Linked DNA regions of Mus musculus: region 1 is linked to region 2. A link is a loop called in an ENCODE intact Hi-C map of the cell type or tissue named here. Cell type or tissue: heart. All regions are shown on one strand. Each heading gives the region's core, and the rest is flanking DNA. Links, peaks and the distances in the headings are about the cores only.

Evidence for each region. Peaks named below come from ENCODE experiments on the same cell type or tissue, not always from the same donor. Only the 100,000 strongest peaks of a DNase experiment are listed, where the experiment ranks them.
Region 1: it touches region 2 in a loop (2.5-fold over the local background); 1 of 42 quality-filtered maps calls a loop at or near these places.

What each region holds. Positions count from the first base shown.
Region 1 is chr6:82,772,509-82,777,881 of GRCm38, reverse strand. Hk2 (hexokinase 2) reads left to right here and starts at 3,428. Exons shown (of 18, transcript NM_013820.3): 1 at 3,428-3,964. The coding sequence starts at 3,902. In heart, for the core only: no CTCF peak of the experiment used is centred there; DNase peaks (open chromatin) are centred at 3,331, 4,281 and 4,931; H3K4me3 peaks cover 2,686 bases; H3K27ac peaks cover 2,974 bases.
Region 2 is chr6:82,821,584-82,826,956 of GRCm38, reverse strand. No RefSeq gene overlaps it. Among named protein-coding and RNA genes, the nearest start is that of Gm32591, 7.0 kb to the left of the region's middle. In heart, for the core only: no CTCF peak of the experiment used is centred there; a DNase peak (open chromatin) is centred at 2,526; H3K4me3 peaks cover 301 bases; H3K27ac peaks cover 2,890 bases.

The DNA of each region.
Region 1 (5,373 bases), core at 218-5,217, 49 kb after region 2:
AAGCTTAAGATGGTCCTTGGCTGCATGGTTAGCTAGAGGCCATCTTGGGCCACATGAGACCCTGTCTCAAAATAAACAAAGGAATACAACTAGCCCACAGGGAGGAGATCACAGCTGACCGGCGCCCACTGATTTTGATCCTAGACGTCTGAGGTAAATGATTTTATATACTGATTTAACTATTGGTTTTTAAGTGTCTCTAAAATATTTTTATTACATATGTGCCTATGCGTGTAGGTGTATGCATGCCATGGTATGTGTGTGAAAGTCAGAAGGCAATTTTCCTGAGTTGATTCTCTCCTTTGACCAAATGGGTCTTAGGGATCAAACTCAAGTAGTCAAGGTTTAGCAACAAGCGCCTTTACCCACTGAGCCATCCTGCCAGCACCCAAAGTGTGTCTAGGAAATAGGTCTTTTTTTTTTTTTTTTGTCTTTGCTGCTTATCTTTAACCTATGCCATCAATTCTGCCTCAGACTTCTGAACACCTAAAGCCTTAATCAGACTCCCTGCTTCACGCTAGTCTCGCCCCTTTCTTTATCTTATCTGGGAGTTCCTGTCTCTTCTTCCCCTGGCCTGATCCTTTCCTCCCATTCATGTGGAAGGCAGCTTCTGTCCTACAGAAACACATCAGATGAGGATTCAGTCTCTGCTTTAAGCATCTCAGAGTCTGTATCAGACACCTCTGGTTTATCTGCATCAAGAGAGGAAAGCTGGGTTATGAAGCTGCTGCAACTGGGTTAAAGATCCTGGTGAGCTGTGAGGACAGACCAGTGGAAAGGACTTGAGAACTAATATAGAAAATGAAAGTCTCTCTTTGGTGTCCTATAATCATATGTGACATAAGAGTCATTGCTAAATCATCTACTAACTCACACAGTAAATGCCTACCATGTGATAGAGTGCCTCCACCTGAGGCTCTGCAAATAGAAGGGAACAATGTAGATGTAGACTCTTGTTCAGTCAGGTAGGACAGAAGGACGATAACCCTTAGAAAATGAGCCGGGTGTGGTGGCACATACCTTAGATCCCACCGCCTGGGTGTGGGGGCTGAGGCAGAAACATTTTTGTTTGTTTGTTTTTGTTGTTGTTTTGTTTTCAATTTTGTTTTTGTTTTTTTGTTTTTCCAAGACAGGGTCTCTCTGTGTAGCACTGGCTGTCCTGGAATTTGTTGACCATGCTTGCAGCCTTGAACTCACAAAGTGCTGTTGCCTGGCTCTAAAACAACTACTACTTCTTCTTCTTCTTCTTCTTCTTCTTCTTCTTCTTCTTCTTCTTCTTCTTCTTCTTCTTCTTCTTCTTCTTCTCCTTCTTCTTCCTTCTTCTCCTTCTCCTCCTCCTCTTCCTCCCCTCTTCCTCCTCCTCCTCCTTCTTCTTGACAGGGTTTCGTTGAGTATCTCTTCCAAGTCTACTTGCTTGGTAAACCAAGCTGGCCTGGAGCTCAAAGATATGCCTGCCTCTGCCTCCCAAGTGCTGTGATTAAAGGCATGTGCCACCATGTCCAGCCTTAAAAATTATTTCTAATAGTTACTCTTAGGAGTTTGGATTTTAGTTGAAGAAAAACAATGGTTTTAAGACACCACCACCCCAAGACAGTCTGGTATATATCTATCAACCAATCTAATCTTATCTCTTATCTATCTATCTATCTATCTATCTATCTATCTATCTATCTATCTATCTATCTATCTACCTACCTACCTACCTACCTAGCGTATCTATCAAGCTATCCAAGTTGGCTTTGAATTCCTGACTCTTCTGCCTCCACCTCTGAATCACTGGAACTACGAGTGTGTGCCACTACATGAAGCACTGGTTTGTATTTTAAACAAGTCTCTTTAGCTCCTGAGTGAACGAGGGATCACAGTGGTCAAGCTAGAGGTACCTAAAAACAGCAGCTAAGTGAAATTACACAGGCTCTGGTGGAGTCATCGGTGGCCTGGCTATGAGGGTCTGGCCTCTTTGATTTGCTAAGTTAGACTAACTGTTCACTGATGGTGTGAATAGATGTAAGAGCAGGGAGAAAACCATGGATGGTGACGTCATTTGTGGAGACAATTGGTAAAAGGGGGGGGGGTGACCCTGGGAAGTTCAGCCTAGTACATGTTAAGTGTGAGACACTAGTCACCTCCACAGGGATGACAAATGACAGCTGGTTAAGAAAGCCAGAATCCCTGGGGAAAGTCCTCGCTTGTAGATTAGGTTTGTGAGTTACCTGTGTGCGGATGGTGTAACTGCTGACGATGGCGCTAAGAGGGATCACCCAGAGAGGAAATAGATGAACCACATCATAGAAAGTGGAGCAGAGCCTTTTTAGGGCTGGGGTGTACCTCAGTGGGCAGGGTGCTTTTCTAGCACGCACAAAGTCCCATGTTAGATCCCCAGTAGTGGCACATGCCACTCCGGAGGTGGAGAGAGGGCTTGGGGAGTGAGATTATTTGGAAATGGTAGGCTTTATCTTCCTTCCATGTAACTTTCAAACTCCTGGCTTTCCATTCTCCACCAGCACCAACTTCATGTCATCTGAGGTGCTATTTCAATATTGATGGCGTCTACTCATAAATGTCAACTTAGAGTCTGGTGTCAGGCATGAGCTGAGGTCGAGGCGGGCTCTTCTCAGCATCTATAAACCATTTCACACCACTTGAGCCTAGGATCAAGCTGTTACAGGTGCCCTTTCTCCTCCCATCTATCAGTCCCAGCTACAAACAAAGTTTCTCTCCAGCCTTTGCTGGCTTCAAGAAAGGCTGGATAATATACCGGGGGTGGGGGAATTGCATTTCAGAGTAAGATGTGTTCCTGTCTTCATCTACCATTTGTTAGGGGTGTGACCTTGGGCAAAACTCACTAACAGCACAGTGCCTAGTTCCCCAATCTGTAAAACGGGGTTAGTAAAATCCATATGCTATATTGGTGTGATATTAAGAAGGGCTGACTTTTGTAATGGCTTAGCTTCAGGGATCCGCTGACTCGTTGAGCTACAATTAAGATGAGAATCACGGTGCTTCAGACTTGTCACAGGGCAGTGGCAGCCCCTCACATGATCCCCAGATACCAGATTATGGCGTGTGCTGCTACGATCACTTGTCTTTCCAGTCGCCCAACATCTCTTGGGTCCGCGATCACGCGCCCCCCACCCGAAGCTGAGCCTGACGCGGCGGTGGCTCATGCGCCCTGGAGTCCCGAGCTCTAGCCACGGAACACACGTCCCAACTCTGGCGCCCAGCTCCGCCCCTAGCCTCGGGCGCGTCTCTCCCGCCGCCTGCTTGGGTGCTGGAGCAGCCGCGCCCGCGGGCTCTAGGCGCTGATTGGCTGTGGACCGCGGGCGGACAGCCGAAGAGCGCACACACCCTCTTCCCGCAGCCAATGAGCACATCCACGTCACTGTCCGGGGCGGCCCAAAGAGCCGGCAGCCCCTCAATAAGCCACATTGTTGCACCAACTCCAGTGCTGGAGTCTCAGGACACCACAGGCTACCCGGAGTTGTTCTGCTTTGGAGATCCGAGGGCAGGAGCATCACGCCAGTGACTCTGATAGGTGCGATCGCCGGATTGGAACAGAACTGTCATTTTTTTCCGAAGTTGAGCCTTAGTGACCCAGTGAGTGAAGTTAGCGACGGGACGCTAAGCAGCTAGACCGGTCGGCAGGAGTGAGACTTAGGGTACCTTCTAGTAGTTGTGATTAAAAAAATTGAAAAAAAGAAAAAAAAAAACCCTGTTTCTGGAAACTTGAGGCCCTCAGCTGGTGAGCCATCGTGGTTAAGCTTCTTTGTGTGGCTCCTGGAGTCTTCGATCCCAGCCGGACACCCGGGCCTGGTTTCAAAGCGGTCGGACAGCGCTGCCTGCTCCATCGGTAGCGCTCGAGCCTCGGTTTCTCTATTTGGCCCCGACTCGCCGCAACAAGATGATCGCCTCGCATATGATCGCCTGCTTATTCACGGAGCTCAACCAAAACCAAGTGCAGAAGGTAAGTCGGCACGGGCGGGAGCTTCTGGCTCGCTTCGGACCAAGTTGCGTGCTCTCCCGGAATCTGGAGCACGCAGAGGACCTGCTTCCTCCTCCTTCGGGGCTGGAGACGTGGAACCAGTCTGGGTAGCTGGGAAAGTCCTGCGCGCGAGAAGCCACGTCTGCTAGGCACCCTCGTGGCCCGACCGCTCACCATCGATAGTCCCACCTACCCGGGACCTGCGCGCACCCTCCCCACCCTTAGAGCCCCTAATTTCTTGATGGGACGGCCGCCCTGCACGTAGTCTGAGACTGCTGCGCCCACGTGGGAGGAGCCCCCTTCTGCAGCCCCGAGTTCCGGCAGGAGCACGTGGGGAAGAATCCTGCTTAGGGGAGGAGGCGGGGTGGAAGCGTGTAGCAGCTGGGGCCCGGCCCTCTTGAATTTAAGGATGTGTTGAAGAGGCCTTCGGTTCCTCGTGGCGCTCCTTGGGGGTGGATCGGGGGTGGGGTGGGGGAGAGAGCCACCCAGGAAGGAGCGGGAAAGGGCGCAGAAAGACTAGCCTGCCGCGCCCCCTCCCCGGAACTGAACTGCCCGGAACTGAGGCTCGAAAGGGGCGCCCCCTCACAGCAGACCTTCCTGGGGACCGCCCCGCCTCGTCCCCGTGTCTGGCCGCCGAGTTGAGGGCGGATTTTGGATAGTATGTTCTGATTTGGAACTAAAAGTTACACGGAATGGACTCATCTTCCCACCCCACGATCCCCAGAGTTCTTTTTTTTCTTTTTTGTTTTTGTTTTGTTTTCTTGGTTTCTGAAAATGAACCTTTAGTCGCTCTGACCTTCCTGAGCCCACCTCACTCTGCCTTCCCGGCAAACTCCAGTTCTCTCGGCGCGCCATTTACATAAGAAAGCGCCTCCGGCCCTGCTTGGAGCCTCACTCTCCTCTTCGGGCTAGAGAGGTGGGGGTGGACCGGAGCCAGGCCCGGAGCGCTCTAACTCCCAGGAGAATTGAGTTTCTAAAATACCCAGGATTACGGGATTGGTTCCTACCCTAGTCCAGGATTTAGGAGAGGGAATGGTCTAGTATGGGGCAGGGGCCGAGGGTGGGTGCTGTCCAGAGGTTTGTGTTAGAGCTCAGTTACACATTTGAAATTACAGTGTCTCACAGGAACAAATTTTAGGGAAAGTGCCTTGACCACGTTCCAGCCCCCTCCCCCCTCTTCTCTTGGTCCTGACTGCGTGGGAGAGGTTGGTCGGTTGCTTTTGATGTATCCAGGGCCCTGGCAGATGAACCTCAGATTTGAGAGAGGTACCTGATTTGAGTTTATCGGTTGGTTTTTCTCTAATATCTTGGGACGTGGCCCTTCGCTTTAATTCGGTTTGTTTAGACATTTGCCTTTAGGCTGGCATGATTTTGCAGGCTCCATTGGGCTT
Region 2 (5,373 bases), core at 139-5,138:
ACTGGGCATTCAAGACTTTTGTCTTTAGGGGCTATCACCAGTGTCCATTCAGCCTGAGATTTTAAAGTATGTCAACCTGACATTGGTCTGTCCTTGATATTGTTTCCAGACTCATTCATTAGGAAAGTGTGGCAAGGCCTGGGGCACAATAATCAGTAGTTGTTGAATGAAAGAATGGAGGCGTTTGCAGATTTTTCCATAAGACTTTCATAACCCGACTGAGGAAGCCATACCAGAATGCAGGTTGAATGCAAGAGTGGTAACCTGGCTCAGAAATGCCCAGAGAATACCATCACAGTGTCTGGGAGACAAAGCCCTTATACTAGACCATCTCCCCACCACTCAAGAGCTGCCTATGATGTAGGCGATATAGATATTGGGTTTTTCACACAACCTATGGGGCCATGCTGGGCAGGACAGAGTCCAGAGCAAAGCCCCACTTCCTTCATCCTGAGCATAAAAGATGCAGCTCATCATAAGCATCCTGAGAAAGACAGAACCGATTTGGCAAGAATGACGCTGGTGCTGGAGAGATGCTCTGTGGTTAAGGATGCTTGCTGCTCTGGCCCAGGATGCAGATTCAGTTACCAGCACCCACCTCAGGTGGCTTACCCTTTTCCTGCTCTCCATGGGCACCAGGCATACATGTGATGTACATACACACACGCAGGAACTCTTAAATAAACATTTTAAAAAAGAAACTTTAAAAGAAGATTCATTTATTTGTATTTCATGTGTTTGGCTGAATGTATGTATGTGCACCGTGCACAGAGCTGGTGTCCTCCGAGACCAGGAAAGGGCATCAGATCCCTGAAGACTCACATACACATAATTAAAAACAGAAAGTATCTTCCAGGAAGTGGATTATGATCTCTTTGCTGCCCTAGGCTAGAACTCAAAAAGATTCCTCGGACTGGAGTTTGAGATGGTTATGAGCCACCATGTGGGTGCTGGAATCCAAACCTAGTGCCTTGTAAGAGTGCCTCTGACCCACCTCGCCAGACCCCAAAATAGATAAATTAAAGAAAAAAAAACAAAAAACAAAAAACAAGAAACAAACAAACACGCCTCCAAGCAGAATGAGTACAACCAGACTAACACTTTATTTTTAAAGATTCATTTATTTATTATATGTAAATACACTGTAGCTGTCTTCAGACACTCCAGAAGAGGGCATCAGATTTCGTTACGGATGGTTGTGAGCCACCATGTGGTTGCTGGGATTTGAACTCGGACCTTTGGAAGAGCAGTTGGCGCTCTTAACCACTGAGCCATCTCACCAGCCCCCAGACTAACATTTTAATGTATTCCTTTACACTATTTGCTTAATATTTGAATAATGACTTAGTTTTATAGTACTTTTTTTACTTAAACAAAAGTTCTTTGATGTTTTAAGGTTGCCTTTTTTTAAAGTTTTATTTTGTTTTAAAATTGTATGTTTATGTGTCTCTGTGTGGGTATGCTCTCATGAGTACAGTGCCCGTGGAGGCCATAGGTGGGAATCCTGTCCCCTGGAGCTGGAGCTATAGGCTGTTGTGCGCTGCCAAGTGTAGACATTGGGAACTGAACCTCTGTCCTGTATAAAAACAGCAAGTGCTTTTAACCACTGGACAGTGTCACCAGCCCCTATTTTTATTTGCATTTCTTTTAGGTTTTCTGAGGCAGGGTTTCTCTGTGTAGCCTAAGCTGTCTTGGAACTCACTCTGTAGACCAGGCTGGCCTCGAATTCAGATCTGCCTGCTTCTGTCTCCAGATTAAAGGTAAGCACCACCATGCTGGCCCTCTTTTCCATTTCTAATTGTGTGTGCGCGCATTTGCAGGTTTGTGCCCCTGTGAATGCAGATGCTTGAGGAGTCCAGAAGAGAATGTCAGAGTCCCTGGAGTCAAAGGCAGTTGTGAGCTTCCCAACATGAGTGCTGGCCTCGAACTCAGGTCCTATAAATTAGTGCACACTCTTAACTGCTAAGCCATCTCTTGCTTCATTGTTGCTGTTTATGAGACAGTGACTCACCCCACCTAGGCTGGTCTCAAACTCCAGGTTTCTCTACAGCTCAGGATAATCTTGAACTCCAGATCTTCTTGCTTCTGTCTCCTAAGTGCTGGCATCACAGATATGCTCTACCACACCCGGAACCAACGTCTTTTAATGCACAATCTGTAATAGTTATTAAAATAGTCCATAGTACCTCTGCTGGTTTGAATATGCTAGTGAAACAAATTGGGGGTGGAGGTTGCCCAAATATAAAGAAGACTTTTTTGTGTGTGTTTTCTTAGACTTTCTTTTAATAAAGCATCATTAGGGAAGTGGCATCTCTTTGGGGGTCAGAGGGTCATGGCTTTATTATTACTGTCCTGCTGGCTTGTTTGTGAACAGGGCTGGGTACGTCCCTTTTTGTGACTAGAGATTAAGCAATGACAGCAACGAAACAGCCAAAGAAAAAGTTGCTGTGACCGGCTCTCTGGGGAGAAGGAAGGAGCGAAGCAGGACCGGGAAGTGAGGCATTGACAGACAGACAGGCCTCCTTCCTTTCAGCTGTTGAGGCTTCTAAGAGGATGTATCTGGAGAGAAAGGAAGTCTGGGCAGGTTGCTGGAGCGTCTGCCTCAAGGCTTCTGTTTCCTCAGAAATTATTAGATGAAGTATCTGTAGGAGTGAAGGAGGCGGTGATGGCTCAGGGGCCCAAGGACAGTGATTAAGAGTCAAGCGTCTGGTGAGTGAAGCTACAAAATGAGCACCCACAGGGACTTCCCTCCCCGCCACACTGTAGCTGTCCCTCCAAGAGGTTTTTAGCAAAGAGGAGGGACGCGGAGCAGAGAATCAAGAGACAGTGACAGCGGGCAGAGACCAGTGAGCTGAGAAGGTCAGAGGGTAAACCATGTCCCCAGCTAAGCAGTTATGTGTTGGGCTGCCAGACGGTATCTCTAGGTCCAAGATTCCTTCCTGACACCCCAGCCCCCAATGCCCACGGGCAGGAAACCACACTCTACCGTGGGCTGTGGGCTCTCTGCTCTGCTCTGCTCTGCTCTGCTCTGCATTTCTAAGGAGAAGCTCCAGAAGCATGTCTTTGATTTTGTTAGTTTTTGAGATTTTAATTTTTATTATTTTTGAGTGTGTGTGTATATGTATGTGTGTGTGTGTGTACATGCTGGGGGCAATTGCACACATGTGCGTGTGCACGCACATGCACGCGCACACACACACACACACACACACACACACACACGCACACACACACACACGAGCACACACACACACACACACACACACACACGAGCACAGGAACACATGAACACAGTTACCCAGGAAAGCCTGAGGTACTAGATTGCCCTGCAACTGCAGTCACCAGCAGTGGTGAGTTACCAGACATAGATGCTAGACACTCCACACATGCTCCTTTGAATGCTTTTAACCCCAGAGCCATCTCTTCATCCCCAAGGAAGAGTTTGCAAGCCACTCAGTTGCCTCTGCGACACAAAAACAAGCCAAACCTGGGTCCTTTGCTGCTGCATGCTCTCAGTAGGCTCCTGTCTCAGCAGGCATCAGAAGTCTATTTATCTGCTCATTCCCAAGAAACACTCCTTAGGTCCAGATAGAAGGAGAGGAGGCTATTGGGATTTCTGTTTTTCCTTTCTCTGCTGGGATCAGGCTAAGTACCTAGTGCATGCTCGCTGGGTAGGTGCTCTGTGTCCTCGCTAGGTATCCACAGGCATAAGGATGGAGGGTTAAAACTACGCTCCAGGATGTGAAGGCCAGATTGCACGGAGCCCTTCCTTTTCCTGTTGCTTTCAGCAATTCCACTCTTGGTCAGCTGGTGCCACAGAATATGCATGCATGTATGCATGTGTGTGCATGGCTGAGTGTGCATACACGCTTGTATGCATGTGCATGCATTCATGCATGTGTGAGTGTAGGGGAGGGGTGTGAGGTGTTGGAAGGAGGATGATTCAAGAGATCACAGTTTTTAAAAAAGCATTTATTTTAACTGTGTGCATGTGTAGTCATGAAGGCTAAAGACACGGGTCCCACAGGAACTGGAGTAACAGGCTGCTGTGGACCATCTGACATGGCTCTGGAATCAAACCAAGGTCCTCTGCAAGAGCAGTGCCAGCCCAATGACTGGAGCGTTTCTCTCTCTCTCTCTTCCTTCCTTTCTTTTTTTCTTTTCTCACTTTAAAAATTTATTTATTTTTAGGCTGAATGTGGTGACTTACACCTTTAACCCAAGCATTTAGGAGGCAGAGGCAGGAGGATCTCTTTGAGTTAGATGCCAGCCTGGTGTACCTAGGGAGCTTCAGGACAGCCAGGACTACGTAGAGAGACCCTGTCTCAAAATAAAACACACCAGATTACTATCATTTTGGATTATATATGTGGGTATGTGCACATGCATACAGGTGCCAGTGGAGACCAAGGAAGCTGGAAGCTGGCCTTACAGGGGCTTGTGAGCCACCTGATGTGGATGCTGGGAACTGAACTCTAGTCCTTTGGTACATCAGTGAGTGCTGGTAACAATTTTACCACTTTTTAAACACCTTGATGGCTTACAGTTTGGGGCCCAGCAGACCAGTGGACAACAGGTTTCAGAGAAATGAAGAAGGGGTTCTCAGAAACCACCTGAAGAACCAGGGCCCACCCCTCTCTATCTCCCCCACCCCCCATCCCTCAGCCCCTCTCCTCACCCCCCCAACAATGCCCCCCTCCCCCCAGCACCAGGTTCTGCTCCTTTCACTTCCTCCCACAGACAAGCTTCTAGGAGCCTGAGAGACAACTTCCTGTATTGAGTCACTCTGGAGTCCAAGCCCTTTCCAAAAGCCTGGCCCTGAAGTGGGAGGAGAATGCAGAGGCCTCTCCTTGAGGGTCCACAGACCGGAGGGAGCCTCCAGCCCCAGATGATGTAAGGTCCCACAATTGCTTTTGGATGTCCTTGTCTGAATCCCTGGATTAGCTTCTCACTTGCAAACCCTGGGCAAGTGAGAGGCAGCAGCGCCTTCCAAGAGACCTGAAGAGTACACATGTCAGGCTGCACGTAGCAGCTAGGGCAGGGAATAGAGGTGTTGTCATGGCAACTATCAGGGTGTCCTTTCCACTCACAACCTCTAGGTTCCTCTGTTTGTGTTATGGGTCTGAAAGGTATACTCTAGAGCTTTTTTTCTCTCTTCTTCTCATCCCCGGAAACAGCTGAGGAGGAGAAACAGAGACAGAGGTTTGGGAAGAAAACAGCCTCTCTCACACTGGGGCTTCTTGCAGTTGGGTGGAGCGTTTAGCAGTTAGGTGTCTCACCTAGTACCTGGGCTGTTCAGGTGGGAAATTCCTTCCTTCTCAGATCAAGTGGCAGCTGCCCTACTGTCCTCTCTTCTCCTTGCTCCCTCAGATT